4 separate regions of the Mus musculus genome follow, and all the other regions are linked to region 2. The links are chromatin loops, found by intact Hi-C in ENCODE. Cell type or tissue: gastrocnemius. All regions are shown on one strand. Region 1 holds the start of Lyst (lysosomal trafficking regulator). Region 2 has its middle 74 kb from the start of Lyst. Region 3 has its middle 51 kb from the start of Gng4. Region 4 overlaps Lyst (lysosomal trafficking regulator).

Evidence for each region. Peaks named below come from ENCODE experiments on the same cell type or tissue, not always from the same donor. Only the 100,000 strongest peaks of a DNase experiment are listed, where the experiment ranks them.
Region 1: a loop joins it to region 2, with 4 times the contacts of the local background. A loop is called at or near these places in 8 of 42 quality-filtered maps.
Region 3: a loop joins it to region 2, with 3 times the contacts of the local background. A loop is called at or near these places in 5 of 42 quality-filtered maps.
Region 4: a loop joins it to region 2, with 8 times the contacts of the local background. A loop is called at or near these places in 31 of 42 quality-filtered maps.

What each region holds. Positions count from the first base shown.
Region 1 is chr13:13,586,073-13,594,072 of GRCm38, reverse strand. It overlaps Lyst (lysosomal trafficking regulator), which reads right to left and starts at 3,664. Exons shown (of 53, transcript NM_010748.2): 1 at 3,577-3,664. Gm30836 (a long non-coding RNA gene) reads left to right here and starts at 2,872. Exons shown (of 2, transcript XR_382086.4): 1 at 2,872-3,339; 2 at 7,784-8,000. In gastrocnemius, a CTCF peak has its summit at 3,323; DNase peaks (open chromatin) are centred at 3,270 and 3,760; H3K4me3 peaks cover 2,598 bases; H3K27ac peaks cover 1,683 bases.
Region 2 is chr13:13,512,314-13,520,313 of GRCm38, reverse strand. No RefSeq gene overlaps it. Among named protein-coding and RNA genes, the nearest start is that of Lyst, 74 kb to the left of the region's middle. In gastrocnemius, a CTCF peak has its summit at 3,261 (motif pointing left); a DNase peak (open chromatin) is centred at 3,259; H3K4me3 peaks cover 220 bases; H3K27ac peaks cover 876 bases.
Region 3 is chr13:13,831,249-13,839,248 of GRCm38, reverse strand. No RefSeq gene overlaps it. Among named protein-coding and RNA genes, the nearest start is that of Gng4, 51 kb to the right of the region's middle. In gastrocnemius, a CTCF peak has its summit at 3,871 (motif pointing right); no DNase peak of the experiment used is centred here.
Region 4 is chr13:13,609,330-13,617,329 of GRCm38, reverse strand. It overlaps Lyst (lysosomal trafficking regulator), which reads right to left. Exons shown (of 53, transcript NM_010748.2): 2 at 3,403-3,488; 3 at 585-783. The coding sequence starts at 776. Among named protein-coding and RNA genes, the nearest start is that of Gm30836, 22 kb to the right of the region's middle. In gastrocnemius, a CTCF peak has its summit at 4,289 (motif pointing right); a DNase peak (open chromatin) is centred at 4,272.

The sequences.
Region 1 (8,000 bases), 74 kb before region 2:
GGACTGTGATTGTGTGTGTGTGTGTGTGTGTGTGTGTGTGTGTGTGTGTGTGTTGGGGGTGGCTAGCTTTCTACACATAACATAATTACATTGTATGATCTTATAGTCCATTCCTCAATTACCAATTAGTAGTCCACTATTGAAATGACTCTTTACTTTTCAAAGATCGGTAAAAACAGTTTTATAAGCATGACTAAGTGCATGAAACCCTAGTGCTCATCTCATTTGTCCATTTCTTTAAAATGGCTGGAAGCTCCCATTTCCTCACCACTGTGGGTTTCAATTTCAAAGACTAACGTTTGAATGAAACAATGGCTATCCTTTTGGAAAATAATTTTATTTCTTTCTTAACTAATCAAGACATCTGGTTTTAAGCATTACTATTTCATGTTATTAGGTACTTTTTTCCTTATTCTATTCTTTCCAGTGCTTAGACTTAGTAAGCATTCAAAAATTCCGAATGTATCATATCTCTCTCAATTATTATAAGCAAGGCCAGGGAAATTAAGAGGCACAAGGACAAGCACTGATGAGAAGCAACAGTGAAAAAGTAGTGCCAATGAGAACAGAGTTGCCTCACTGACTCCACGATCAGTTTACAGTTACCAATCTAATTGGGGACAGATATGCTGAAAATTTATTATAAAGTATTAGTTCTTTTCTGGTTCTTTATTATAAAGAATAGACCTCAGGATTACATATTTTCTGATACAAGTATTTTGTTATTGTTTTCAAACCCAGGGCCCTGTATATGCCAGACAGTACTCTACCACCATGCCATATTCTCAACCCCATTTTCTCATTTTTGAGACAGAGTCCCACTAATCTGTTAAATGTCCAGGCTGGTCTTGAACATGTGATCCTCCTGCTTCAGCCTCCCAAGTAGTTGGGACTACAGAGATGCTCCAGCAAGCCTTACAGATCAAAGTATATTGGCCTAATACTTTATATTGTGATATTTTAAAAATCTCCATTAAGAATGTGATAGTTTATTTCAAGTCATCTGTAATAAAACAAAAGAATTAAAATAATCTCTTTGTTGCTTATAGAACATCATTTCAAAAATTCAGGTCACTTACATTGTAATTTCACAAATGGCCAAGAAAAGCCACATTTGATAATATTTCTGGGACTTAAATTCTTTTTAACAGGCATCTAAAAATAATTTTAAAAAATCAGAGAAAGGTGTTCAAGTTGAATATAGCAGCAGACTATAAAAAATACTCTGGAATTCTGTACAGCTTTTTCTACAACTAAAACTAACAAACACATGGACTAAATCCAAGCAAATAAAACCAGAGCTACATTGGGAACATAAATGACTACGTTGGTTCAAAAGAACTAAAAACAGAGCCAGAGAAAGAAAGGGCTTAGTAAGAGAACTTTCCTAGCATGCTCAAGGCACTGGGTTTGAGTCCCAACACTGGGAGGAAAAAAAAGTAGTAAGCATGGAATGGAAATTGTCCACTTATGGGCAAAATGGTTAAGCTGGAATAGTCAAGAAACACAAAAATTCCTGTAATGCAAAGTCACTAATGTCTATTACGAATAATCTCCACTTGGGTGTTTAATTTTATCCCCTAAAACCTAACCTCCTTACCAAGCCTATTCTTCTCAGAAAGCTCTCAGTACCTCCCTATTCTAGTCTATCTTTCTTGCTAAAGACAAAATTGTTGCTGTCCTCTACATTTCTATACACAATGTATTAAAAAGTCAATAACCTCTCACCACAGCCACAAATTCCTAAATCATTTCTGGCCTCATTACTTGGTATCTCTGCTTCTGTTTCTGCTATCCCTTCCCCCAAATGGTGGTATATTTTCCAATTAGTCATAATATGGCTCCTTTGAAAATCAAGTTTGATTATATCAGCTTGTAATCAAAAAGAGGTCTCCTCTCCCTACAGAGGCTTATAAAGCCTTTCACAATCTGATCTCTCACCCTTTTAATCTGTTGGTACTCTACGACTCTTACTTAACTGGCTCCAACACGGCCAGACCCGCCTCTCAGCTCTCTTCTGACTCCAGTCTCCACACTATTGCCTCAGGGCTTTTGCAAGTGGCTTTCTCACTGCATATCCTTCCCTCAGAAAAGAGCATGGATCACCCCTTACTTCCTTCCGGTTATCAAATTTTTTTTCCAGAAGGCCTTTCCTAACTACCTCTAATCAAATTGCAGCCCGTTTCTGGCTCTGTCTTCTCCCTGCTTTTTCTCTAAGTCCTTTAACATCATCTGACAAGGACATATTCTTCTTACTTATTGTCTGAGGTTCTTCCAGAATATGTATGACCCAAGAAAGGGGGTATTTATCTGTTTATAAAACGTGTCTGGTCCACAATAGGTACTTAAACATCTTTACTAAATGCATATGCTCTATATGCAATTTATTGTCTGGGAAGTATTTTAATGGAAACTAAATAACAGAAACTCATCTCCCCCTTACGTCCTCTATCTTCCAAAGTCTCTCAATATCTGTATGTGTTAGTGTCAACGTGGATGACAGCAACGAGCAGCAGAAAAGTTACTTGCAATGCTCTGTAAATACAGATATCCCCTACCAATCAGCTACATAATAAAAGCTAAGAGCCAACATCTTTATTAGTATAAGGTTACTAGGTGTGGAAGTTAAAAGTAAAGGCAGACCAGCCAAATGCCTTTCAGGAAGAAAAAGCTCAAATTAATGTGCCATATCAACCTGTTAAACAAACCCTGGAGAAAATGCACAATGAATTTGATCCTTAAGGAAATACTGGCCAGAATTCAACACAAATGTGTGTTCTACACGAGTCAACACCTTAAAATTTTTTTCTCACACCATCAACTACCAAGCAAGAGCTGTGTCTGTCTGTCTCTGTCTCTGTCTCTGTCTCTGTCTCTGTCTCTCTCTCTCTCTCTCTCTCTCTCTCTCCATCAAGGATGTTTTGCTGTTTTGTTTATCCCTCTGAGGATTGGATGAGGACACTTTTCTTGACTCCCTGAGCTCCAACCCTCCATCATGAACCCTTGGCCTCCGGTGGCAGAGGAAATCTCCCTGGGTCACGTCCCTATTATATTAGCATCTCAGCCACCGCTCCAGAGGTGCGCGCGAACCACGAAGGGTTGTTTGCAGAGTCCCGCAGCAGGTGTCACGGGCAGGGAAGGGACAGCAAGGACTCCGAAGCACCAGGGTGGGGAATGACAGATGGACCCGCGGCGCGAAGTGAGACGCCCTGAACCTGTCAGCTCCCGCTGTCACCTGCTGGGAAGGACCGGGCAGGCTGAGGGTAGCGGCGGTCCGGGACAAGCGCTTCCCGAGGTGAAGCGCCCCCTGAGGACACCGTCCGCCGCACCAGCCGGCCGGTAAGTAAAGTTACTATGGGGTCCGCGCCGCCGCCACAGCCCTCGGGGCCCGGGTCCGCCTCAATCAGCAACTGTGCAGAGCTCAGAAGGCAAGCGAACCCCGGCCGGGCCGAGCTCCGGGCACCACCCCGTTCCCTTAGCGCGGCACGACCCCGCCCGGGCGGCCCGCCACCTTCCCGCCATGCCCCGCTGAGGTCGAGACCCTGACCCTCTAAAGGAGCCCGCTGCGGTCTTTACCTCCGCTCTGTGGTCCGCCGCGCGCTCTCGCCCGCCGGTGCAGGAGAATCCCGACTCACCAAGGCTGCCAGGCCAGCGTGAGCTCTCACCCCCGCCCCCTCAGGTAACCCGGGAAACCGGGAACACCACCCCCTTCCTCCCCCGCCCAGACCCAGACCCGCTCCTCTGCGCGTGCGCACCGTCCCCGCCTCGAGCGCCTAAAGTCCCGCCCCACCGGGAGGGCACGCTGGGGTCGCCGACGTGATGCGTGGAGAATCTCAGCCAATGAGAGGAAGAAGGCGGGACAAATGCAGCGAGGAGGGCCCTGTGCAGCTTCTCTGAACTCCACCCCTCCCGGCCGCATAAAGCTTCGTCCATCCCAGGCGATTCAGCCCCTAAAAGCGCAAGCCTAGTGTCTTCTTTCTACTGTAAACTCACGTTTACTGGGAAAATTACATCTTTGTTGAAGACTGTACAAAGTGACTGACTGTCTAGAACTTTACCATTACGGAGAGATGATGATCAGTAACCAAGATTATCTTGGACTATCTTTAGGTTCTTTAAAAAAACTGCTTATTACCAACCTTTGTAGCTGACCTAAGATCTTTGTGCCTGTTATGTAAAAAGTTTGGAATGTATTGTTAAACTTAGCCAACGACTGGCTTTTCAGCAGTGCTCAAAAGAAGAGTATCATCAGCTGGAGATTTTCCTGCTATGCTGTAGCCTACCTCCCCGATGTCCTTTCCGCTATATTTGGCAAATGTATTGATTTATGGTCTTTTGTTCTATGGCTATAAGACTGCGTGTAAACCTCTTTCACAGTAGAACATGTAATTCTGGGAAACCCGAATCTCTGTTACTAAGCACTATTCACTCAAAGTTGCCTCAGAATAAACTTTCTTTTGGTTTTTGTTTTGTTTTGTTTTGTTTTGTTTTTTCATGGACAGTATGTGCAATAAACTGTTGTCCTATTTTCTGTTGGAGGTCACAGGATTAAAAAAAAAAAAAAAAAACAAAACAAAAGACAAAAAACGGAAAGGTTCACCAAGATGGAAGCAGGGCTATCCTCAAGATAGCATTGGGGCCTGAACTTATATTTCTGTCAAACAGAAAGAGAGAAACTTGCAAAAATTCTGGGTCCAGGTATGATACCCTACCTAGCCCTGTTCAAATATGCTAGCATACAGTGGGCAATGTGACAAAGATCCTTGCTTAAAGCAAACTTTAGTCAGACTTTGAACCTTCTCCTTGGCCCATGTGCTATGTGTGCACATCTTTGTAAACTCTAGGTTTAGCAATCGCCAAGGCAGTTTAGCAAGAACCCACACATACACAATCACACCCTCCCTATCTACAAAATCTCTCAGTCCCCACCTTTGGTATCTATTCATGCTGGCCTGCCTTCAGCATGAATCTTGTGAGGTTGATGCTACCAACATTCACCTATGTTGGTATCAACCATGAGCTCCACGTTTCTTGACTATAAATCCCCAGGTATCCCTAGTGTGTTTAAATCAGAGGCCAACTATGTACCTGGGTTCTTTTTGTTATGCTAGTCCTGGATAAAATTTGTCTTTGCCATTTTAACTTGTGCCCAGCTTTGGTTTTCTCATGACTATTAATGTTATACACTTTAATATACCAACCTCTTCTGAGTGTGGGAACCACAAGTTAAACAAAAGGATATCTGATCCTCACTACAGTCCAACTAAACCTAAGACTGACAAAATGATGCTGCTGTAGGCATTTTGACAGCTTAGGGGCCACCCTTCCTCTTCTTCCAGCCACAACTGTGGCGGGCCTTTGAGATAACAGAGGCATGGGGGGGAAAGTCAAAGCTATTGATATATTTGGTATCATTTGGCAGTTTTCAAGGTCTTCCCAAATAATACAATTAATAATCAAATAGTCTACAGCTTGATCCTGTAGCAGAAGAGAGGGTGGAGAGATTTACAATCAGTGACAGAAAAAAACACTGGAACCCCCATGTTCACCACCAAAGAATACACATGACAGTCAGAACATGTCTGAGAAAAGCCCATAGCATACACATGTGAGGAAAGGCAGGAGCTGTGTGAAAGACCCATAAAGACTCACAACCACCGTGGCCCATGCTTTGAGCCTTTGATCTTTCTCCAGCTCTGACTTGAGCTTTTCTTCTTTAATAAGCTCCCTGTCTTTCTGCCACTGTCTTATGTGTCCCTGGTCCAATTCCTTGCTCTAAGACACAAAACCCTGGAAATTCCAGTGGGTAGCTTCCACACTCCATAATCTGTCTATAATAGTAGGGATCACTGTAGACCTAAGGTCTCCAGTCACTTTTTTTTGCATAGGAATTGAAATAAAAATAATTCAGGACATTATATTCAAAGGCTATTTACCAAGTGCAACTCTCAGTTTCTCAACTCCCTTATGGCCTGATGATAGAGTATGAAGTTACCCACTGATGTGGCTGAAGGGGTCTCTCTAGGAAAATTCCTCTCTTTAAAATAACTTTATCTGATTCTGGTATTAACCATTAACAGCTCATATCTTTAGGCAGAGGTTACCCACTTCCTCTGGCAGGCAGGCTCTCAAAATACCAGTACTCTAGGGATGGGCAGCATACAAAGTCTCTAAGAAACAAATGAAAGAAATGCCACAAAATGCACTCGTTTAACAAATATGTAAAGAGCATCTCTTAAGTACTAGGATCTGTGCCCAACTCAGTACCAGACACTTGAAACACTGCAAACACAGAGAGGGAAAGTAGTTACACCTTACTGGTCAGGTATTTACCCCAGACTGAATCTAGTCTTGTTCACTCAAAGTTCTCCTGCTAATCTAAAACAACAATAAACAAACAAACAAATCTTCTAATGAACAAAAAGTCACAGAAATATCAAGTAACAAACTGACAAACTGCTTTCTAGTTCCCTTGGAAGAGAGATTATAGATGAATGAGCAAGACTTCATTAAATGGAAAGAAAATGAAAGACATTACATAATGGTATACATTGTCCCTCAGAATATTTTTATTCATAAAATGCCAAAGTAATGGCATTTGTGACATTATCTGTCTTCATCATAAAGGATTTTAAACAAGATACTACAGTATTTATTTTGTTCAAGAACACTTAGAATTAAGACAAGTGTAGTAGTGAACACTGGCATTCTTAGCATTTCAGAGACTGAGGCAGAACAATTGCCACAAATTCAACACTAACCTTGACAACTTGAATTTGATTGTCAGAACTCACATGACAGAAGGAAAGAACCAAATTCTAAAAGTTGTCCTCTGATCTCCATATGTGTTTCATGGCTTGTGCACATGCATACACACACACATACCGAGCAGACAAATAAACATGTAAGTGCATGTAAAAACAAAACTAACATGGCATATTAGAAAATTAATACTCAGGTATAATCGTGCATGCCTAGCACTCAGGAAGTGGAGGCAGGAGGATCAGGAGTTCAAGGTCATCCTTGGCCACATAATGAGTTTGAGGCCCTTTCTCAAAACAACAAAACCAGAAATGAGTAAATATTAATAAGTTGTAGAACACTAAGTATACCTAAGCTTGAGACACTTAGCTTAAGAGATTTCAAATGGATATCAAGATAGTAATTGAGAACATACAAAAGTAAAAAACATCTATAGAAAAAATGAATAATAAAAAAGGAAACTGTACTTATGTTTATTTGCTCCCCTGGAGGAGTTTGATAGCGGTAAATTGACAATATAACTTGTCTCAGAATGAATGCTAAAATGAGACTATAACATTAAGACTTTAAAATAAATATTCTAATGTGCACATCTTCATATTTAATTGTTCCCTAAATACTTCAAATGTTTTAAGAGGTCACATGGCTCCTCATTTCACTTCAGCAAAAGCCAAAGTCCTTGCAATGACCTTCAGAGCTTAGTATCTGCCCGAACCTCACTTCCCTCTTCCTTCCTTCCTCTCAAACAGAGTGGCCTCTTCACTGTTAGGCATATACTTCCAGGCAAGTTCTTGCTTTTAAGATCTGGTACTGTCTGGCCCCTCCACACAAAGTGCTTTCTCTTTGGATAGCCACAATAATAATTCCCTTAGCTATAATCTAATTTTTATCTTCTAGTAAGATCTACCCTCAGTACCACCTTGAAAACTCAGCAACAACCGCTTCTGCCCTGGACCCTGTGCCTGAATTTCTTCCGTAAGACACTCTAAATAACTGCTTTGCTTTTTTTTTTTTAATATAGGTGATGTGCCACTTGGTTCCCTAGTCTTCAGAGCAGTTGAGAGGACAGACCTACACCACGATGCCCAGCTGCTTTGCTTATTTTTATCATCACTCTCGATTAGAATACAAGACCCACAAGAACATCACATTTTATGCTAGACAGTGTACCATGAGTGCAAGTCATGAAATGTAATTTGTAACTTTAAACATGTTTTTCATAGCACCTATCAATTGTA
Region 2 (8,000 bases):
CGAACTCAGAAATCTGCCTCCCAAGTGGAGCTCTTGTTTTCTGAGCATCTCTGTTTGTTGTCTTTCCACTGGATACATGGTGTCCAAGTAGCTTGGGCTTCAGTGATCAATATCCACCTTCAACAGGATATAGCTTCTTCTAAATTCATCTTCATGAACTATAGCTGGAGCACCCTGCACTTGGACCCTGTTTACTTGGAGCAGTTACAGAGGTGGCAGGGAAGGCCCCTGGCAGAATTCTAAGTCAGTTGTTTTCCTGACTTAAATGGTATCCTCAGTCCCCAGTCCCTTCCATGTGTGTAGGGTGTGTGTGTGGGTGTGTGGGGGTGTGTGGGTGTGTGTGGGTGTGTGTGTGTAGGCTGTGTGTGGGGGGGGTGTATTGCAGGCAGGATCAAATGGTCAACTTTAGGTTCTCTGAGGCAAGGTTTCTGATTGGCCTTGAACTTGCCAATAAGGCTTGGCTGAGTTGGTTGGTCAGCCTATCTCTGCCTATGATTATATAATTATGGGCACTTTTTGGTTTTGTTATTTGGTTTTATTGAGACAGTTTCTCTGTGTAGCCCTGGCTGTTCACTCTACAGACCAGGCTGGCCTCAAACTCACAGAGATCTGCCTGCTTTGGCCTATGTAGTGCTGGGATTAAAGGAGTGCACCACCGCTGCCTGGTTCCTGCTGGCTCTTTTATGTGATATCTGGGAATCAAACTCAGGTCTTTAGGCTTGAGTGGCAAGCACTTTACCAACCGAGTTCGCTCTCAGCCCCACCTTCCTCCTCTTAGCAACAGCTGACTATCCCATCATCCTTTGAGAATTGGTAAAGTGCTTTCAGGTACATATTCTCGCCAACCTCTCAAGCATCTATACACACCAGCTGTGTTCTATAGAGATGGGCATCAACTGAGGTGGCAGTCGGCAACAGTGGATGAAGTTGGTCTATCCCCCTTAAGGTTCAGTGTTTTTGTTAGTGTATTAGTCAGCTGAAGGTGCTGAAACAAAAAGCCACAGCTGGGCATCTTAAACAACAGAAGAGTATTTCCCTGGTTTTTGATATCAGCGTTCAAGGTCAAGATGCTGCAGGGTGGCTTTGGAGGCTGTGAGGGGACTTATGTGTTAGGCTGCAGGTATCTCTGGGTCTCCATACCTCTTATTTATATCACCCTATCTCTGTCTTCCTCTCTTAAGAAATTTTCTGTGTGTACTATCTTTGAGTCCACTTTCTTCTTTTAACAAAGACCCTGGTCCAGTTGGGTTAAGGCCTATCCCATGATCTCATCTTCATTTGACTATATCTGAAAAGACCTTATTTCTAAATATCACATTGTGAAGTATTGGGGTTAAAGCCATGCCTATCTTTTTGGCAGGCTACAATTCAACCCAAGGCAAATGTTAAGGGGTTAAAATGGCATTTTATGAGTAGGGATGATGACTCTGTGGTTAAAAGAGCTTCCAGAGGATGAGAGGCCAGTTCCCAGCACCCATATTGGTAGGTTCACAATCACCTAATTCCAGTTCTAGGGGATTTTATGCCCTCTTCTGGCCTCTGTGAGTACTGTGTATATAGACAGACAGACAGACAGACAGACACACACACACACACACACAAATGCATAAACATTTTAAATTTATTGTTGAAAAATATGTGGTATTTTACATTTATTATAAAACTGTTCTGTTGGTTGCCCCCAGCACCCCAGCACGTGGGAGGAGAAAGCAGGAGGGCCTGGAGGTCAGGGTCATCCTCAGCCACACAGAGATCCAGGAGGGATGGGCTGCAGGAGAGCCTAGTCAAATAAACTAACGTAATTAATCAGTTACTATTGGACTTGAACACAAAATTCATGTAGACTTGTAAAGACAAACTATGAAGTGCTCCATCAATCTCTGGCTTGGGTAGGCTCAAACACACACACACACAGTGTCCTCGATGCAATGCAGTACTTTGCCCCAAGACTGTCCTCCAGCTGGAGGCTACCATCATATTGACCACAAAAGAGGAAACAGTCAGAAGGGAACCAATGGTCTTGAAAGACTCCCAGAGGAGCCCCTCGCTCAGGCCTCAGGACAATAGCAGACATCCAAGAACTCACGATAGACCGAGCTTGTTGCAAACCACATGAGGCTTTATTGGGGAAAGCCAGAGCTCTGGGGACAACTCATATCCCACGCTGGGGTAGAGGAGTCGACCTCGAGGGGAAAGAGGTCCCAGTTTTTATAGGCCCTCGGGAAGAAAGGAGAAGTGGGGGGAGTAGGGGATTCCAGAACTAAACAATGTCTATTCTCAAGAAATGGGTATGGGAGGGGTACAAGGAAAGAGTCTGGTGCAGGTGCAGCAACTCAGGATTGGCCGGGCTGTGGTTGCTGGGGAGATTTTCTGACTCTTTCTCAGCCACCAATATCACAAACACCTGGCAATGGGCTTCATCAGTGGGCACACACATGAGTCAAGGAATGGTCAAAACATTGGCAGACACACAGATTCAAGGAGTGGCCAGAGCATTGTGCACCTCTATTTTTCTAAATCAGTGAAGCTAGTTCTGCTAACACTGACATCTATCTTGCCAATGGGCTTCTGTGACCTTTTACATTCTGTCAGGATCTTTCAGTCTCAACAAAAAACAAAAAATAACTTCATTTGGTTCAGTCAAAGCAACCAGAAGGTTAGAGGTTTCTACGAGCTGAAGAATCATCACAAAAGGCCCTCTGCACTGTCACCATCAAATGATGGTCCTACCTAATACTAAGAACACCGGCAGTCTGGGCTAGGAATGGAGTTCAGTGGTAGAGTGTTTGCCGAGCATGCACAAGGACTCAGGTTCAATTCCTAGTATACAACTGGTGACACCTGAGTGTGCTCTCAAGTGACACTTGAGACTTACAGCCTATTTTTCTTTCTGGCTTTGTTGACCCAGTTTCACTACTTTGAAGAACATGTTGTATTTATAAGATGCTAACGTGTGTTTCTAGTGCCAGTCTCCGAAGGTCTCATACTCGTCCGGGCCAAGCCATTTTATTTCTAGCAAGCTTCATTCAAATTCTTGTTCACTGTTAAAGGTGACTTCCCACGGGAGTGGCCACTTTTGATAAAAGTTTATCCCTTTTAAACTTCTTCCAGAGTTTAACCCCCACTGTGAGGCATGGAGCAGTTTCAGAATAACTAACTCCACCTTTATGTTTTACAGGTCGGCCTTTGGGAGGTGACCAGCATGAGTTAAGGTCATCTTGTGATGCTTCGTGCATTGAGCGGCTCTGACCTCTTGTGGTCACATTTGGAACTGCGTTGGCAAACCAGCGAGATTTCAACTGAGAGGCTAGCTAGGCTGAAAACAGGCTGAATGCTCTCTATGCTCATCGGTGCCCCTCTTGAGAGGCAAGTGTCCAAGAAGCCATTCTCAAAGTTCTCGAGCTTTCTGGCACTTCCATGTCTTAATTTCTGTGCCATCTTAACAAGGATCACTTTGTAGATGTCCCTCTTTCTTGCTAAACTCCTCTAAGATTTTGGCTGTGGCCTTTGAGCTCCACACCCTGGTGAAAGAGGAAATGAACAGAGATAGTTTTGCTACTAAAGGATCCTTAACCTCCCCTTCAGAACTGTGATCTTCAGATGGGTTTGTTCGAGAAGCCTCTAAAAATCGCACGGATGGGGCTGTAGCTCCGTTGGTAGTTAGTTACCTAGCATTCACGAAACTGTGGTTGGATCCCCAGCGCCAGGATCGCACAAAGCCCAGGCTGACCTTGAACTCACTGTGTAGCCAAGGATGGCCTTGAACTTCTGATCCTTCTGCCTCCACCTCCGAAGTGCTTGGATTACAGGATTCGGAGCTAAGAGCTAAGGGTCAAACCCAGGGCTCCACACACATGCTAGCTAGTCAAGCTTACATCCCCCACACCAAACAAAACAAGAAGACCAGAGTTCGATCCCCAGAATCCATGTTTTTAAAATAAGCTGGCCATGGGGGTTGGGAGTCGGGGGAGCCGGCCTGTTGGGGTTGCAGAGGTAGCTCAGCATTTAGGAGCACTAGCTGTTCTTCCAGAGGACCCTGGTTCAGTTCCCTGTTCCCACATGGTAGCTCACAGCTGTCTGCAGCTTCAAGTCCATGAGATCTGGCACCTTCACATACATGCAGGCAGAACACCAATGCACATAAATTTAAAATAAATATATTATTAGTATAATAAATAATAATATAATATAACAATATAATGTAAATAATAATAAAAGTTTGTGCACGCTTTTAATCCCAGCACTTGGGAGGCAGAAGCAAGGCCAGTCTGGTCTACAAATTAAGTTCCAGAACAGCCAGGGTTACACAGAGAAACCCTGTCTCACAAGAGAGAGGGGGTGGGTGGGGAGAAAGAAAAGAGTGACAGGTCATCTGCAAAGTCCCTTCCTGACAGGATCCTAAGGAAAGCCTCATAGTCTTCATAGGACTAGTCAGCTGCGACAATGCCCAGACCAGTATTTTGCCCTTTTTAGGTAACTAGGAAATTTGGCTTTGCAGTAAAACAAAACAACTTTATTGCAATATAAATATAATATAATAAATATGCAAAGCTCATAAGGCTGTACATGACAATTTTTAAATTATAGTAAAATATTGTTATGTAATATATAAACATGTATACATATTGTATACATGTATGTACTACAGAACTGGTGCCATGGCACAGGCCTTAATCCCAGAACTGGGAGATGAGGCAGAAAAATTGTGAGTTTGAGGCTAGCCTGAGCTACACGATGAGCTCTTAACAAAGTAATTAAACAAAAGAGAATATATAATTCAAAAGTTTCCCTTGTAGCTATTTTAAGTGCATACTTCAGTGTCATTAACTACATTTTAAAAATGATGCAGCCCTCCCCAACCTATTTCCTAAAGCTTTTTATCACCTCGAAGACTCTAATTATTAATAATTCCATTCTTCCTCCCTCTACCTTCTGGTGACTTAAAATCTACTTCCAGTTTTGTTTTGTTTTAATTTGCCTATTCTAAGTTCCTCAAGTAAGTGGAATGATCTAATACCTGTCCCTTAGCCACTGGTCTGTTTGTCACCGCACAATGTCCTGGAGGTTTGCCCATGCTGTTGCATGTAGCAGAACTTCCATTTGTTTTCACAGCCAGGCTGTATGTATGTGCAGTATCTGCAGATAACATGTCTCATATGTTGGCAGACCTGTGAGTCATTTCCACTTTTCAGCCTCCATGAAGAATGCAACAAGGAAGATTTGTTTGCTCGTGTCTGTTCCAGCCCTCCTTTCAGCTCTTTGGACACAGCTTGAAGTGGGATGGATGGCTGGATCGTGTGGTCAGTCCCGGATTTTGTCTCCCATGGGACCTATACCATGTTATATTCCTGCCAGCAATGTACAAAGACTTCATTTCCCCATATCTTTCTTGGCAGTTCCCTTTTTAAAAATAGCCTTCTGGATATGAGATGGCGTCAAGTTTTGGGATTAATTTGCATTACTTTAATGACTAATGATAAGGACATTTCTTTCTGAGCTGGGGTCACACCCAGGGTCTCGTGCGTGCTAAGCAATCGCTGTACCTCTGAGCAGCATCCCAAGCCTTGAGCATCTTTCCATGTGCTTATTGACCAATGGTATATCTTCATTACTGGAATACTTATTCAGATCCACCATTCATCTTTGAACTTTGTTCTCTTGGTTGTTGAGCTGCAAAAGATCTTTATGTTCCTTGTCTGAAAGAATTACAGGGATGGAAATGGAGAGGAGCCTGAGGAAAAGAAGGTCCAGCAACAGGCCCAAAGTGTGATCCAGCTCAAGGGGAGGTCCCAAGGCCTGACACTATTACTGAGGTTATAGAGACCTCACAAAAAGGACCTATCATCACTGCCCTCCCAAAGACCCAACAAGCAGCTGAAAGAGTCAGATGCAGATATTTGCACCCAACCAATAGACAGAAGCAGCTGACCCGAAGCTGAGGAGAAAGGCCATCCTGTAGGACCAGCAGTCTCAATTCATCCGGACCCCCGATATCTCTTAAACATTGGACCACCAAACAGACAGCATACACCAGCTGATATGAGGCTCCCAACACACATACAATAGAGGACTTCTGGGTCTGTGTTCATTCAGAGATGATGCACCTAACCCTCAAGAGACTGGAGGCCCCAGGGAGTTTAGAGGTCAAGTGGGGTAGGGGGGTGTGGGCATCCACGTGGAGACGGGTGGAGGGGGGAGGAGGTGTGGGATGTGGAGCAGACGGAGAGTGGATGGGGGGGGATGAAATATGGAGCGTAAAAATAAAATTAAATTAAAAACAAAAAATAAAAACACAAAAACAAACAAAAAGACTAATGCATTTTTCCTTCCTGTAGGTCGCCTTCTGTTCTCTTGATGGCTTGCTTTGATGCACATCTAGTTTTTGCTTCTTTTGATGTTTTCATGGAACCAAGCCAGTCAGTCTTTCAGCACAGGGTAGGGCAGGGCCTATAAACCCAAGCCCTGACTGATGTGAGAAGCTATTGGCGGTTCTGGGGGAAAGGTAATTTTTCCTTAAGGGTGTGGGCCCAGTAGATCAATCTTGTCCCAGTGGTTGTACCTATACCCAAGAATATAAAAGCGGTACGAATTGGACTTGATGGGTAATTTTAAAACAACAAAAAAGGAGAGGACAGGAAGTTGGGATAGCATGGGAGTGGATCTGGGAGGAGTTGCAGGGGAAATGAGAAGTAAACATGAGCAAAATATGTTGCATTCGCCTATGAACGTCTTAAAGGATTACTAAAATTTTTTCTTTTAAAAAGCATAGCCAAATTGTGTTAGAATATATCAGATGTTTGGAGAGCAGAGTTCTCCATCCATCATTTTCCCGTGATGAGTCCAGTAAACCAGACCATGAATATATGTTACTGCCCCAAGATCTTCCTGCCATGGTTTAAGCTGTTTGGAAATGGTACGCTTGACTAAGGTTGAAATTAACTGCAACTGACTAGCCTCTTCCGCACTCTCTCCTGGGTGTTTCAAGTATTGTTCATTAGAATAGGTGGATATTGTATAAGGGCCCAAGACAGCTGCTGATTCTGATGGAGGGATAGGTCTTGGAGATTCTCTTTCTAGCATCTTCCTATATGCCCTCTGGATAGAACACTGAACGATGGCCAGAATAAAACACTGAATTTTAGTTCTTGTACAGGGTATCTCCTACAAACAACATTCACAGGCAGGCAGATAGGTACTCGTTATTAGTACTGAGGACATAGTGTCACAGGGACATCTCAAGTATAGATTCCTTGCTCTGTAGCACTGAGCTCTGAGAACCTTAGTCCTACCTGGGCCCCTTCCTCAGTCCAACTCAGAGACCATTCACCTCCCATTATGGGGACTCTGGGTAGTAGCACCTCCCATTGGTGAAATGGAAACAGATCAGGTCCCATGCCCTGTACCGGTCAGGAAGTGTCCTTCCTCTTTCTGGAGAGAAGAAGGGTGTGGCAGCTTATCTCCACACTGGGGCAGGAAATAAAGTAAGGAAATAGTGGAGACTAAAATAAGGAAAATAGTGGAGACTTAGGAAATAGCTGTTTTGGTAGATTGTTTGCCTAGCATTCAAGAAACCCTGGTGGTTGATTCGATCCCCAGCCCTGCCTAAACTGGGCCTGGGGTAGTACTTGAGTGCTCCCAAATACTCAAGGAGATAGAGACAGAAAGATCAGAAGTTCAAAGCCATTCTTAGATACACTGAGAATCTGAGGCTAGTATGCTATATGAGTTCTTGTGTTAAAAAAAATAAAGGGTCTGGGATATAATTAATTTTAAAGCCATTCTCTTCTGTGAACTGTGTGGCTAATGAACAGCGTCTTAGGTAAAGCCTTAGGTTTTGTCTTAGGTAATGTCCCCTAGGTTTTGTCAACCATTAAGTCTCTGTTTTTCCACCATGAACTAGCTCCAACATTATGCTATGGTAGCATATGCTTTTGATCCCAGTTCCCAAGAAGCTGAGGCAGGAGGATTGAGAGTCTGAGGTCAAGTCTGGGCATCAACAC
Region 3 (8,000 bases), 320 kb before region 2:
GATGTTCAAGATAACATCCACTAGTAAAGAACAAAAGGCTTTCCAGAAAATAAAGGAAGCTTTTATAATTGTTATCAATTATACTCAATGGTAATTAAATATTAGCTGCTTATTTTAGTTATGGTTATTAAATGTGCCCACAGCAATTCTTTGGCAAGAGAAAACATTAATGAAAAATCATCTTTCTTCACCTCCCAGCCGACTGTTGGCCTATGCGGAACGCCGATCGGCCAGCTACTGGCTGCTGCAAGGTGGGGCGTGGGGGGCAGTGGCAGCATGGCTTTCCCTGAGTGGTGATGGCACAGGAGGGCGCCAGGAAGTGGGTGCCTTTGTAGTGGACTCAGCGACGGGCCTGAAGTGGCCTTATCATCGGTCATGCACCATGGCCCCCATGGGCAATCCGCCTGTCCCTGCTGAGGGTGGCCATATTTTTCCTGCTGGGCTCAGGGTGTTTTACCACCTCTACGTGGGCTTCCTGGCTGGCCACTTCAGCCTCTTCGGCTTGAGCAGTAAGCTGGCAGCAGGGGAGGCCGAGGTGGCGTTCACCTCAAAGTAAAGTTTTAACATCCTATTAAGGCCGCTATGGTGCTAATAAAGGCTTGTAAGAGAAATTCATATATCTTAGAAAACCTATGACAAAAAAACCTGTGTCTTAAGAACCTGGCAAAGTGTCTGTTCCTTGTTCCAAACAGCAATTTAATTGGTTATTGCAGAATATTGATATTTGGCCTATTGCATACCATCATTTTAAATAAAATTGATAATCACTATCCTAAAGATAAGTTAAAAATTGTTTTTATGCATGCTTTTGTACCTTCTATAAATTCATGCATGCATGCATCCCATTTACTGTGTTTAAAAACAGCCCTTCTAGGGAAGAAAAGTGTATGTGAAGAATCACACGCTTATTCTTTTGAGTTTCCTCCTGCTTCAGCATAGATAATTAAATTGTGTGCTGTAGATGATATTTTAAAATGTTGAATAATCAAACTTTAATTTGTATATTTATCAATATATATCTCAGAACTTACAGTTGCTTAAAATTGTTCATCTCTCAGATACTATAAATTCTCAAATTTGCAATGGTTTATGCATATACAACTTATAAGAAAAAATGCTGTTATTTTAGAAGACTGTTTTTGGACATTTCAAAATGTGTTCTAGATTGCCTGGACAAGACCTTAAGGCAATGCCATACTATATTTATATCTCAGGCAGATTATAGGCCTTACATAAGAATAATTGGCCATATAATCTCGTTCTTTATATAATCAAAACTTAAGATAATATTTTGTTATTTTTAGAGAATGTGCATATCAAATTGTAAAAAAATTGTTCTTAGTGTCCTCAGTTCCTACCTGTTTCCACATAATGGTGTTAATTCTTGAGGACTTATACTTAATCAATTGCTACAAATGGTTGTAACTCATTATGCGGAATTTGGAAAATTAAAATATATACATGTTTGTATTGGCACTTGTTTAGGATTTCTTTTTGCTTCTCTACATGCCAGAGAGGCCTCTAGAAATGTAATTGATCATTGTTTATAAGCCTTTAATGCCACACAACAATTTTACTTCATTTTGTAAGGAAATTGGTATTAAACATAAAACTGGAATTCCTTATAACCCCATGGGACAAGGAATTGTTGAACGTGCTCATAGCACTCTGAAAGATTGGCTTTTAAAAACAAAACAGGGGCAGTTATACCCCCAAAAGTCACCAAAAGCACATCTTGTTCATTTAAAAATTTTTTGCAAACTGATGTTAAAGGTCAGTCTGCAGCAGATCGCCACTGGCATCCAGTTACTTCCAGTTCTTATGCCATGGTTAAATGGCGGGACCCATTAACTAATTCGTGGAATAGTCCAGACCCCGTTTTAATCTGGGGAAGAGGTTCTGTCTGTGTTTTTTCACAAAAAGAAGATGGAGTGCGATGGCTGCCTGAAAGACTGGTTCGTCAAGTGAACACAGATCCTGAATCTTCTAGTAAGTATGATTCTAACCTCATTGACGGCTAAAAATCCCTTTTAGTCGAAAACGTTAATTTGGAGCACAGCCTCCACTTTCAGAGAATTTTTGGCTTTTCTGTTAGTTCTCAAAGTCACCTCCCCCACACTGGGAGGTCAGAGTCTGAGCCTGATCGTTGCTAATTTGCAACTGAATAAAGTACCTGGACTTCCCCAAAGAAGCTTTTATCATGTTGCTTTTCAACTATCTCGACTTTTTCAAGCTGGTCAGTCTCTCCTTACAGCCTGATTTCAGCAAGCCTGCAGCCTCGCCTCCAGCAAGCACAGGTGGCAGAAATTCATCAATATGAAGAAGCATATTAAGTATATATTGTGGCTTTGTTCTGTTTTGGGAATAAAGTGTGCTATGAGGGCCGGACAGTCAATGACGGACAACCAGATTTCGGAGCCATATCAATCTAAGACAGAGGTACATGCCAAGAGGCCGTGATTTGTTAATAATACACCACAGAGCCATGTTTGTGTAAAATAAACACAAACAAGCTGCATGTATACTCCTTGATGGATAAGAATGGCTCGGGAAAATCTGAGATTTCCTAAGCCAGGCGCGGCTGCCAGCCATCATCACTCCCAGGCAGGATTATGGAGCATAAATAAATTTTATGTCTCGGTCCAGCTATTTTTATTATATAACCAGGGGGGAAATTTTAGCCTCCCCCTGCCTTGAAGCAGGCTGATTCAGACTTTGCTGCCACTGAATATGAGATCACCTGGGGAGTAGCCTTCCTACTTAGATGGCTATATTGTTATGTCAACTACCGCTGCTCTTCCCCGAGACTCTGCTACCTGCTGAGAGACCCTTTAGACATTCTGGAGACACATCCTATCCTGCATGTCACCTACAGGCTGGCTCCAGGCACCAAGAATGGACTGGCAGGGGGATGGGCCTTTACCCTTATAAGCACAGTCTCTTAGTAAACTTGTGGGCCTTGATCAGAGAAAAAAAATTGTCTTGGCTTCACTATTTTCTCTCACAGTCTAGTCTCTTTCAGCCCCAGCCTGTCTTCCAGAAATACCAGGTTCATGTAGGCTGCAGGCCGGCTTATGCCTACAACAGATTTGTGTCAACTTGTGACACAGGCTGGAGTTATCACAGAGAAAGAAGCTTCATTGGGGAAGTGCTTCCACAAGATCCAGCTGCAAGGCATTTTTTTCAATTAGTGATCAAGGTGGGAGGTGCCCTTGTGAGTGGTGCCATCTCTGGGCTGGTAGTCTTGGTTCTATAAGAGAGCAGGCTGAGCAAGCCAGGGGAAGCAAGCCAGTAAGTAACATCCCTCCATGGCCTCTGCATCAGCTCCTGCTTCCTGACCTGCTTGAGTTCCAATCCTGACTTCCTTCAGTGATGAATAGCAATGTGGAAATGTAAGCTGAATAAACCCTTTACTCCCTAATTTGCTTCTTGGTCATGATGTTTTGTCCAGGAATAGAAACTCTGATTAAGACACATGCATTATACTGATCACAGTTGTTACTATGACAACCCTCTTTGCTCTTTTTAGTTGGGTAGAGACAACACCTGGTGGCCTTCTCTTTGTTCTTTCCAAGCTTCTGTTCTCAAAAATCACTTCTGCTTCTCTCCCAGCCCCCCCCTTCCATGCACATTATGAATCTGACCACACATGAGCTCGAATCCCTCCTGACCCTCACTTCCCCCAAGGCCCACCCATGAACATTGCTACATTGGGGACCAGACTGTCCACGCATGGTGGACCATGTCCACTTTTGGTGGACAGTGCAGATTAAAACTATAAAAACAAATACATTTTAAAGATTTGTTTATTTTATGTTTTGCCTAGATGTATGTCTGTGTACCACATGCATACAGTACCTATAGTGGCCAGTAGAGGGCGCAGAATCTCCTGGAACCAGAATTACAGGCAGTTGTGAGCTGCCATGTAGGTGTAGGGAACTAACCCCAAGTCATCCATAAGAGTTGCCAGTGATCTTAAGCATCCCTCAAGCCATATGACAAATATGTCTTAAAGATAGCCCTAACACTTATTGCTTTGGCCATGCTTCAGCCCTAACACTTATTGCCTTGGTCATGCTTCATTTGGTTGGATATTTAGAGAAATTTTGCTTTTCAAAGCCCCCCCCCCCGCCCTCAATTAAAGCTAAGGCCGTGATTTATTACAGCATTTGGTGCTACAGTAAACAAATATATTCTAAAATGTAAATATCTGTGTGGAACTAAAACATGTGCCCCAAATTCACATTAATGATACACAAGTTAATAAAGACTTTGGTAAGCAAATAAATTCTTGGGAATTGATTGTTGTTATCTAGATGCTAAAAATGTGTCTATTAGAAATAAATACCTGGGGCTGGTGAGATGGCTCAGTGGGTAAGAGCACCCGACTGCTCTTCCAAAGGTACAGAGTTCAAATCTCAGCAACCACATGGTGGCTCACAACCATCCGTAACAAGATCTGACGCCCTCTTCTGGTTTGTCTGAAGACAGCTACAGTGTACTTACATATAATAAATAAATCTTTAAAAAAAAAAAAAAAAAAAAAAGAAATAAATACCTGACTCAACATAATCCCAAACTAATTAATCACATACTTGGATATAATTATTATACTCAGAAGGCTTAAGCACAATGTGCTTGTTTTCCTTCCTTCCTTTCTCTTTTTCTAACATGGTTTCATCTATTCCAGGACAACCTTGAACTTGTTATGTAGTTGAGGATGACCATGGACTGTGGATTTTCCTGATTCCCTCTTTCAAGTAATGGGGTTATATACTTGTACCCGATGCCCAGTTTATGTGGCGTTGGAAATCCAACCCAGGACTCTGTGTATGTGAGGTAAGTACTCTGCCACTTGAGCTGCAGCCCCAGTCCTCAGTGTATGGGTAAACAATTCCATTTACTCCCTACAGGATTGAAGGGTTCTATTTTCTAACAAAACACATTCATGATTGTTGGACTATAAAGCTTCATGTACCATTAATGCATGTAAATGATAGGACATTATGGTGTTATTAATACAGTTGGTCTGCACTTGGGATGACTTGATCATGGAAAAATGGTGCTGGAGACTGAAGCTGGCTTGCCCATGCCAGGCAAATGCTATACTACTGAACCACACTCTAAGTCAAGAGACTTAGGAGCTCACGCCTTGGAAGACTTCCCTCTTCAGAAATAAGTTGTAGCTCACCCAGGTGATGTTCACAAAATATCAAATGCCAGCTTTCAAGAAGATGGGACATGTTAGAACCTGAAACTTGTGTCTCTGAAAGGAAGCATGGCATTCTGTGACCCCTGAAACTCCTCCCTGGAGGTACTTGGTATCTACAGACAGCGAGCTTGTTGGCCTTTGGGGATTCTGTCCCTTGCAGTAATCAGTCCCCTCTAAGCCATTCTCTATTGGGCCTAGTCTCAGCAACAGGCCTCAGAAACGTTAATAGCAGGCAGAGAGACTTCCCAGAGGCTGTGGCTGTCCATGGAGAAGGGATTCTCTCACGCTGTGTCAGGATCCCATAGCTGGGCTCAGTTCTGACCTGTGGTCAAGCATCCCTGGCCTCATGGGAAGCTCCAGTGTTCCTATTGAGGCTATCTAGGATGTACAGCTGTCATCTGTTGTGAACCTGCCATGTTCTAGGGCCATATGTCTTTCCTTGTTCTGGTCACAAGGTTGCCCTGATGTCTCAGGACAGAGCTCTTGTGTCTATGTATCTGCCTGGCTAGGCTGTTTCTGTGGTCTCCAGCCCATGTTCTTTTCTGATGAATTCTATTTCTTGGGACTCATTTCATAAATCCAAATTAATCCACCTCTGAAGGAAAAGTGGGGACTTAGCCTATAGATGATCATTTTCTTATGACCCTCCATACATGTCTGCACCTTTTCCTCTTCTTCACATAAAGACACCAGTCGGATAGGATTATGGCTTCCCCATCTGATCTCATGTAAAACTCATTATTTCTTTAATCACTTTTTTATTTATTTTAAAATTTTTTCTTAGCAGGGTTACACTTTGTCACCCAGGCCGGTCTCAAACTTTAGATCCTCCTACCTCAGTACCCACAGTACTAAGATTACAGCCATGAGCCCTCACGTACAGCCGCTCCCTCTGCCTCCTGACCATCCTCTCTCCTTAACTTCCTCTTTCCATCTCTCCATCCCATCTCTTCCTTATTTTCTTCTCCCTCTTCTCCATCCTTCCACTCCTTCTTCTCTATTTTTATTCCTTCTATTTGGAAGCTGAGGAAGGAATGTAGGGCCTTCTGCATGCTCACCCATAGCATTAGGTACTGAGGCATAACCTGTCAACATGTAGTTTTGTGATGGAGTACAATTCTACTCGCAACAATACCCAAACAAAAAGTTTACACCTGGACCTCAGCAGGCTCCTGGAGCCACTGTTAGTGAGTTCCTGTCTGTCCCAGTTTCACTTTAACCCTTCCACTCACTGTCACAGCATTAGGAGGGAAAACATTTGGGAGGTCATTGGGATTAGATGACTTTAGAAGGGTCCTGAGAACACGTGCCTGTCTGGTCTCTTCAGTGTGAGAAGATCACAGGAAGAGGCCTGGCTCTGTTGTACATGAGTTGTCAGAATTAAACTCTGGTCAACTGCACTGTCTTCTCAACCCAGCCACACCCCACAGCCCGACCCCCTTTTCTTTTCTACAGTACCTGGAATTAGCTAACGCAGCCATACCAATTGACTCCCTACTGGCTGGACCCCCAAAATGATGTCTAAACTATCCTCATCTTCAGTATTGGGCTAGTGCGGCATCTGGACAACCCTAGCCCAGCCAGAAGACTAGTGAGCACCCCCTGCCCTTTGCAAGCCGTGTATGACCTGGCACTGCAGTGAACAGTTCACTTCAGTCCCTTGCTACAAACTGTCACAAACCCAGAAGGTACAAGCTAGAAAAGACAGCCTAGCACAGCACTGCTGGTTTGTGGCTAAAAAGAGAGTGAAGTCCCAGTGAACAGTGAGTCTTGCAGTGACTTGTTTCCATTGGGTGGATGCTGGGATCTCTGATAGGCCTTGACAAACACATTAATCCTTCCAACATCTTTGTCCATAGCTATTCTGCACATAGCAACTCTGGAGTCTGCAATCATAACCACAGGCTTGACTTCATCCTCCTCTGCGAATCCCAGCAAAGTCTTGGTGAGGTCAGCACTTGCAGAATGGGCACTTTGAATTGTATTCTTCATGAAAAGTGCATGGTCACAGTGTGCCAAGGGGCTGAGTGGGATGATGCCAGCTACTAGATGACCTGTGATGCTTTCTTTCTTCTCTTCAGTATATCTTTACAGTGGTATAGTTTTGCTCCAAATCCCAAGTCTCTGTAGGGTCCTGTTTCCATAGTAATTGCTACAGAGGCAAAGCTAATCACTAGCCAATGCTTGCTTATTGAGCACATTACATCAGTCAATGCTATCCACTTGTGTTATTTTTTCAGGATATATCCAAGAGCTCTTATGAGAAAGTTGTTATTGTCCTCACATGACCATGGTGGATGTAGGTGGTGGTGGGGGTGATGGTGGGGGTGGGGGTGGTACTGATGGTGTGAAGGCTGTCAGCATCAGCAGATTCAGCACTGGAGAGAGCCATAGTCCCAGCCCAGGTTCCTGCCTCTGTTGTTTCTTTTGTTTCAAAGTTTTCTAAATGGCTAAGCCATTATCTGCCCTCTTCTGACCCCCAGAGATACTACCTGTCCTTTTGGTTTATATTTGATGGTAGAGAAGGTGAAGCTAGGGCCTCACATATGCCAGGCAGGTGCCCAGCCACAGAGCAACATCCCCAGTTCCTTCCTGTCCTTTGTCATTGGTTTGTTTCTATGTAATCTGAACTGAAGTGGGAGGTTCCCAGGTGCATCTGCATCCCCAAATGTCAAAGTCTGGGCAGGGCTAACCCAAAGCCACAATTATTGCATCCAGAAGTAGGCACAGAGACAGTGTGGCCTCAAAGCACCCAGGACAAAAGGATTGGTTTATATTTAAAGCAGAA
Region 4 (8,000 bases), 97 kb before region 2:
GCATCCCTCATTCCTTCCCCATGGGATGCCTTCTGTGATGTTCAATGAAGACAGAACAAAACCCTTTGTTAGGGACAGGCACACAGCTAGGGACAGCACACACAGACACAGACAGATTCACAAGACAAACTTTAGGCAGTCACAGATTCATACTCATGCAATAGACAAAGGGTGGAAGACATAGAGAACATGTCTATGTAGAGAATCTAAATCTGGCCTTGATTTTGGTTAAATGACACCGAAGGGAAGTGCTTCTATTTATTTCCTTAATGTATTAACAATGTAATATTGGTGACTTGTAGTTTATGACTGATGTGTTCAAATCAACTACAAAAAGCCTATATACAAAACCTGTTTAGAAAAATGGCCATTTGAAATTGTAATATGTTTCAGTTTTTAAAGTATCCAAATAAATAATATTTTCACAAATAGGGCTATTTTTTTGTTGTTGGAGTAATGTGAAAGATACATAATGTGTCAATCACTTTAACACAAAGAGATTCTGAGGAAGTATGAAATCAGGAAGTTACTAATCGATGACCAACAGTAACATACTGATGAACAATTGTCTGATATGACGTTACCTGATCAATGATAGAATTTAGTTTGGTAAGTAACAGAAATCCTCGTCCATGGACAAGGTACTGTCCAAGAGTTGCCATGTGTGTCTCCTCTTCTTCTTCTTCCCTGGCTTCTGCCCTCTGGACCACTGCATTGCAAAGCTGGTTGACATCAATCAGAAACTCACGTGCCAATGAGTTGCTGTCCGTGCTCATGACAGAGCTATAAAATGAACAGGATATGAGAATTTTAAAAAAAAATGTACATTTACCTTTTAATATATGTGATTTCTGTAGACTTACTTAAAACTGCTATATTTCAGTTCCTAGCTCTCTACTATTCTCAGGAATAGCTCTGACCTTATTAGGTAATTCCTATGACAGTGCTAGTACCAGGTTTGAAACACCTAAACACAGTAGGCAGACATAAATGACACTGCGTGGGAGAAGACACTAGTGAGCAGTGGCAGTTCAGGGAGGGTCTGACTTTCTCTCTTACATAATAAACCATTACTTAGGAAAGGGTTCTTGCTTTACATGTTTAAAACAGATAAATGGCTCTTTTAACAATATAAACTGGAGGTTGCAGAAATGGCTTAGTGGTTAAGAACCCTTGCTGTTCCTGCAGAGGACCTAGATTCAGTCCTAGAATCCATATGGCAACTTACAACTGCCTTGTAACTCCAGTTCCAGGGGATTCAAGGTCTCCTTCTGGCATGTGCTACCACACCCAACTTGAATACACACACACACACACACACACACACACACACACACACAAACACACACATGTGTGCAGAAAAGATACTCATGCACATAAAATGAAAATAAATAAATATTAAGCTATAGGATAAAATACAACACAGAGTTTTCCTCTTGATACAATGCCGTCACTGTCTACCCTCCAGAAACCACTTAGTCAGTGCTGGAAGTGGTGGTTCCTGTCAGGTGAGTGCAGAAATTCAGCTGCTGAGCTTTTGCCACTTTTAGCCAAATAAAAGGCAATATGGCATTTAAGATTAAGGAAAACAGCAAGGTAAAACACACAGGGATGAATATAGAGGGAAAATGTATAAACATTCAGAAAACAAAATCACAAATGTATATTCAAAGAATTTCAGAATAGCTTTATCTATGGTCAGAAGTAATTTGGAAGGCTGGAGAAGGCTTAGCACTTAAGAATAGTTGCTGCACATGGAGGGACCCATGGCTCTGGCCGTGTATGTGGCAGAGGATGGCCTTGTTGGACATCAGTGGGAAGAGCGGCCCTTGGTCCTGTGGGGGTTCGATGCCCCGGTGTAGGGGGATGTCAGGGCAGGAAGGCGGGACTGGGTAGGTGAGTGGGGGCACCTTCATAGAGGCAGGGGGAGGGGAGACGGGATAGGGGGTTCCCAGAGGGGAGACCTGGAAAGGGGAAATTTTTTGAAATGTAAATAAAGAAAATATCTAATAAAAGACAAAAAAAGAATAGTTGATGCTCTTGCAGAGAACCTAAGTTTAGTTCCCAGAACCCACATGACAGCTAAGAACCTTCTGTAACTGCAGTTCCTAGGGGTCTGACACCCTCTTCTGGCCTCTGCAGGCAGCAGGCATGCACATGGTGCACACACATAAATACAAGAAAAACATTCATACATGTAACAGCTTTTTTTCACATTAGCTCTCTTGCTTTTTTTTTAATCTGACAAAATTTTAGTTATTGCATGTAACACAAGATTTTAAATACACATATATCTACTTACACACACTCTGGACTGGTTAAATCAAGTTAATTAGTGAGTTTAATTATGCTACACTTATGAGAACACTAAGGCCCATGGTTTTACACTTTAAAAGAATATAATATATCATCACTGACTATAATTACTATGCTGGGCAACAAGTTACCACTATCTACAAAATGCCAAAGTTATAAATTCTATGCAATATTCTTACAAAAGGTCCATCCTAATCACATTAACACAAATAGAGCACAACACTAATATGGCACTAAAGGTTTTTCTATTTCTATGTTGTACATTGTGTACATTACTTCCCAAGTTAAATGTTCGATATACTTGAATATTTTCCATCCATTCTGAGAATCAACTGAAAAGACAACCACATATTTTTCTTAAACTTTTCCAATATTTCACATACTCAGAAAAGTATACAGAAACATAATGTGAGCACAAATACAAAGGATACACATAAACTACACACAAGCATTTTTTAAAAGATCTGTAACATGAGATTGTAGCCAACACCCAGAATTTGTAAATGGTAGCACTGATGATATTGAGTTAAGTTTGTGAATATACATATGTGTGTGCACAGGAACCACGATTACATCACAGGAAACCTACACCCACACCGGCTGATACTTATCATTACCATCCATGTTTTTATAGTGTATACATGTTTACGGCTATGAAAATATTTACTACATAAAACTTTTATATAGAAAGTGTGTCGTAGGTATTTATAAGCACTTTTCCTGTTAATATTATTTTCTTTCCTTTAAACCAGTGGTTCTCAACCTTTATTAACAGCTCCTAACTATGAAATGATTTCTGTTGCTACTTCATAACTATAATTTTGCTACTGTTAGGAATCATAAATATAAATGTCTGATATGCAGGATATGTGATATGCAGCTCCTAGAAAGGGTCATCAACCCCAAGGGCTTATGACTCATAGTTGACAGCCGCTGCTTTGAATCGCCTAGCAGTATGTGCTATACTAAATCACAGCAATCTGCATATACACTTTCCTAGGAAGAATCTGTCTACTTTAACTATATAGCTCCAAAATTTTACCTGACTCAAGTCTTCTAACTGTTAATATTTATTATGTTACTCACCAGTCTTTCAGCACTTCTGTAACATTCAGCTTGTATATAATTTGGGTTCATGAACTAGATAAAACTGTCTCAGCATAAGGCTTCACCTATAAGAAGAAGATACAAATACATCAGTGGCAATAATAATCAAATAATGTTAATAAAGTTCTGATAAAAAAATCAGTAGCCTGTTTTTGTATGTGATACAAGTAACAGTCAATTAATTATTTGTAATCCCAAAACCACAGAAATCCTAGCCAGCAGAGGACCTCTGAGAACCACCTCACAGGTAGCTTTGCCTACCCACTCACCTGCTGACCCCTAATAACCTGCCACCTGGGAAAGGGGCAGAGCCCCACACCTTATACAGGGAGTACTACCCAATGGGCAACCCCACCCGACCACCCAAGCTGAGAATGAGGCAAAGCTACACATCTAGCACAGAGAGCACCAACTCCTAAATTAGTGCATCTCTCAACTGGAATCAGAGAAGCTTGTAGTAGACAGTAATTTAGCACAGGGACCCATAACTGGTCAATATGCAAAGAATATGAGATTGCGGATTGTTCAGCCACAAATGGGACATCTGTATCACACCCTTCCTCCCAAGACTCAGGGATGTAGGAAGGAGATAGAGAGATTGTGAGAACCAGAAGCAACAGATGCCTATAGTAAAACAGCGTTTTCCACAATACAACAGGAAAGTTTCACAGAGAAACTGACAGTGGCTGTGACTGAATAATCAAGACCTACACAAGATCAATGCAGACAAAACCCCAGCATGAAGAGGGGAGGTGGTCAGGAAGCTCCTCCCCTGAAGAGTTACAGGCAATGATGACTGCTAGGAGGCTCAGTCACTTTGCCTCAGGGATGCAGCACCTAAGAGGTTTCCTATGCTCCAGCAGAGGGCTCCACATCTATGTACACTGGCAACACTAAGTGACTCTGGGATTTTAAAAAAGAGAGAAAAACAGGGCATATGAAAACTGAGCATAGGGAATAGGAGTGGTGCAGATAAGGGAGGAGTTGGAAAGGAGGGAATAGAGTGTGGAACTGATCAAAACAATATATGCATACATGAAACTCTTTTTTTTAACTTTCTTTTTTATATATATACTTTTTATTAGGTATTTTCCTCATTTACATTTCCAATGCTATACCAAAAGCATACCTTCCCACCCACTCCCCTACTCACCCACTCCCATTTTTTGGCCCTGGCGTTCCCCTGGACTGGGGCATATAAAGTTTGCGTGTCCAATGGGCCTCTCTTTCCAGTGATGGCCGACTAGGCCATCTTTTGATACATATGCAGCTAGAGTCAAGAGCTCCGGGGTACTGGTTAGTTCATAATGTTGTTCTACCTATAGGGTTGCAGACCCCTTTAGCTCCTTGGGTACTTTCTCTAGCTCCTCCATTGGGGCCCTGTGATCCATCCAATAGCTGACTGTGAGCATCCACTTCTGTGTTTGCTAGGCCCCGGCATAGTCTCACAAGAGACAGCTATATCTGGGTCCTTTCAGCAAAATCTTGCTAGTATATGCAATGGTGTCAGCGTTTGGAAGCTGATTATGGGATGGAACCCTGGATAAGGCAGGCTCTAGATGGTCCATCCTTTTGACACAGCTCCAAACTTTGTCTCTGTAACTCCTTCCATGGGTGTTTTGTTCCCAATTCTAAGAAGAGGCAAAGTGTCCACAATTTGGAAATTCTTAATTAAAAAAAAAAGTAAAATAAAGAATAAATGCCTAGCTCTAAGAACTGAGTCTTCAAGAAAGAAATCCTGGAATATAGAGCTATAAACTTCATCACAGCACTCTTTCTTTTCCAACTCCTACTTCCAGATAAGAGACAAATTAACCACAAAGGAGAATGAGACAAGTATCAGTCTTCTAAACAGGGAAATCGAGGGAATGGTAGACTATCACCCATATATAGCTCAATGTTCTTACAGACAGCCAATTTATTACTCTCCTAGCAGGGTGAATGGTATTTGAAGATATAGGAGAACTCAAAATACCAAAACCAAATAATGATAAATTCCCACCAAAATTCATATTCTCAAATTCCTTGTTTTGTTTGAATTCTTGAAATGAAACTCAAAGTTTTCTGTGTATAATACAATGAAAGCTCCTTCAGAATGCTAAGGGAAATTTTGTGCTTCAGGGTGATAAGATGTTTCTGTTTATCTATCTGTATAGTTTAGCTCTAGTTTTACCTATAAGACATGAGAAAATGTTTCTTCATTAGTTACGGGCTTTATTTTTAATAACAAGGAATAAAAAATAAAAGTGATTTTCAACTATTTGAAAATACTTAAAATCCAAAGACTTAAAGACTGCCTTGAGTATCTTGGTGCACAGTCTTGATCACACATTATTATAAGCTCTGGGAAATAAAACAGACAGGAATGAACAAGAAATCATGCAAGAGTACACATATCTTTGTGAGAATTAGGGAGTAGGTGCAGGCCACACCACTAGTGAACAGTGCAGCAATAACTCAGTCAACATCCCACAGAAATCTAGATACAGTACAGCTGTAGCTGTACCTGCCATCAAAGGGGGCAGGGTGAGCTATATTATCTGGAATGAATTCTTCGTAGAGAACTGAGGCACATTACTGCTCGCCTTTCCTGTGTGTAAATATCTACCAATATTTTAAGATCATCTCTAGAATTTTGTGGGAATAATGTCAAGTTCACTAAAATCTATGGAATCTGCATTCCCTTAAATTTTCAAACACTGCACTTCCACAGCTTCTTACAAGTTTTCATGTTTATTGCAATTCCTCAAAGATTACCAGTTTAGCCAAAACATTAACAAATCTGCATGGAATCTGACCATGAGGTGTGAATTCATCTAGACTAGCCAGAGGTCCTAGATCTCCTCTCTTGCCTTGGGCTTCAATTTTCTTTTATGTTTCTTACTTTCATCTTCATTAGTCGGCCTACAGATCATTCTCTCCTAGTCAGAGAAAACGAAGAATGGAAGCTGAGAACTTTTTCTTATTCTTTGAATTCAATTACAGGGTCAGTTTGTTAACAATTTATTTGTAGAATGTGTTTTTGAGTCTTGTTTATGAATATTATATGGTTTCATATCCTTCTTCCTTCTGCACATGCTATTTTAAAATCAGTCTATTTGCCTCATTTATTTTCCTATCTCTTTGTCCTTCATGTATTTCCAGTTGTTCCATTAAAAACACTATGACTGCTATATGATTACTTTTGTTTCCAGAGTCTATATCCATGGCATCTTATTTATATTTTCTTTAAACCTTACAAACTTATTTTTTATTTTAATTTTATTATTATTGTATTTGAACATATGCCTTTGTTATTTTTCTATTGTTGCTAAGTGACACTATGACCAAGGCAACTTACAGACAAGTTTCTTGGGGCTTACGGTTTCAAAGGGTGAGCCCATGGCCATCACGACTAGGAGTATGGCAGTAGGCAGGCAGGCATGGCCCAGGAACAGAATCTAGCAGCTTATATCTGATCCACAAGCAGGAGGCAGAAAGAGTGCTAACTAGGAATGGTATGGTCTTCTCCAACTTCAAAGCTCACCTCCCTACTCTGACCCCCAGTGACGTATCTCCTCTCTCAAGTCCATACCTCTTCTTTCCAAACAGTTTCATCAATCAAGAACCAAGTATTCAAATATGAGCCTATGGCAATCATTCTCATCCAAACCATGTATGCACACATCCCATGGCATATATGTAGAGGTCAGAGGACAATTGTGTACAGTCAGTTCTCTTTCTACCTTTACAAGCATTCTAAGGATTGAATTCAGGTCATGAGGCTCATGTGGCAAATGCTTCTACCTGCTAAGTCATTTCTCATGTGCCTGAACCCCATACCTCAATTTGCTGTATCCCAGCTGTGGTGGCTAATCTTGGCAATTTTATTGAACTGTGAGACCAGAACTTCTGAGTATATCTGAGGCGTTTTCCAGAGAGAATTGGATCTGGAGGGTTCTGACCCAATCACTGGTTCAATCCACTGATACAGTCAAGGTTCAATGACAATCAGGAGGTAAAAACAAATTGTAGAAGGCAGAGCTAGCTGGAGGAAGTGGGTTGCTGAGGATATGCCCCTAAAGTAGGTATCTTGGCACTGACCCCTTCCTGTTACCTCTGCTTCCTAGTTACTACAAAGTAAATAGCCTTTCTCTAATATGATCCTACTGGCACGATTTTCTGCCTTACCTCAGGAACAAAAGCAATGAAACCAGATAACCATCAAGTGAGACATAAGACACCACAAACACAAATAAATCTTTCTCCTTTAAATTATTTGTCTCATTTGTCAGTGACAAGAACTAATTTAACACACCAGCCTGGTTCCATGTTCTTCCTGTTTATAATTACAGAACATCTAGTTGGTACTGGATTAAGAATACAAAACACTGGGTCAGCAAAATGGCTCAGTAGGTAAAGGTGCTTGCCACCAAACTTGATGACCTAAGTTTGATTCCAGGAACTCACAAGGTAGAAGGAAGGAACTGACTCCAGCAAGTTGTCCTCTGACTTGGATGCATGTGTCATGGGATACACATCGCCAACATATACAAATAAATAAATGTAATTTAAAAATAACATGTAAAAAGGAATAT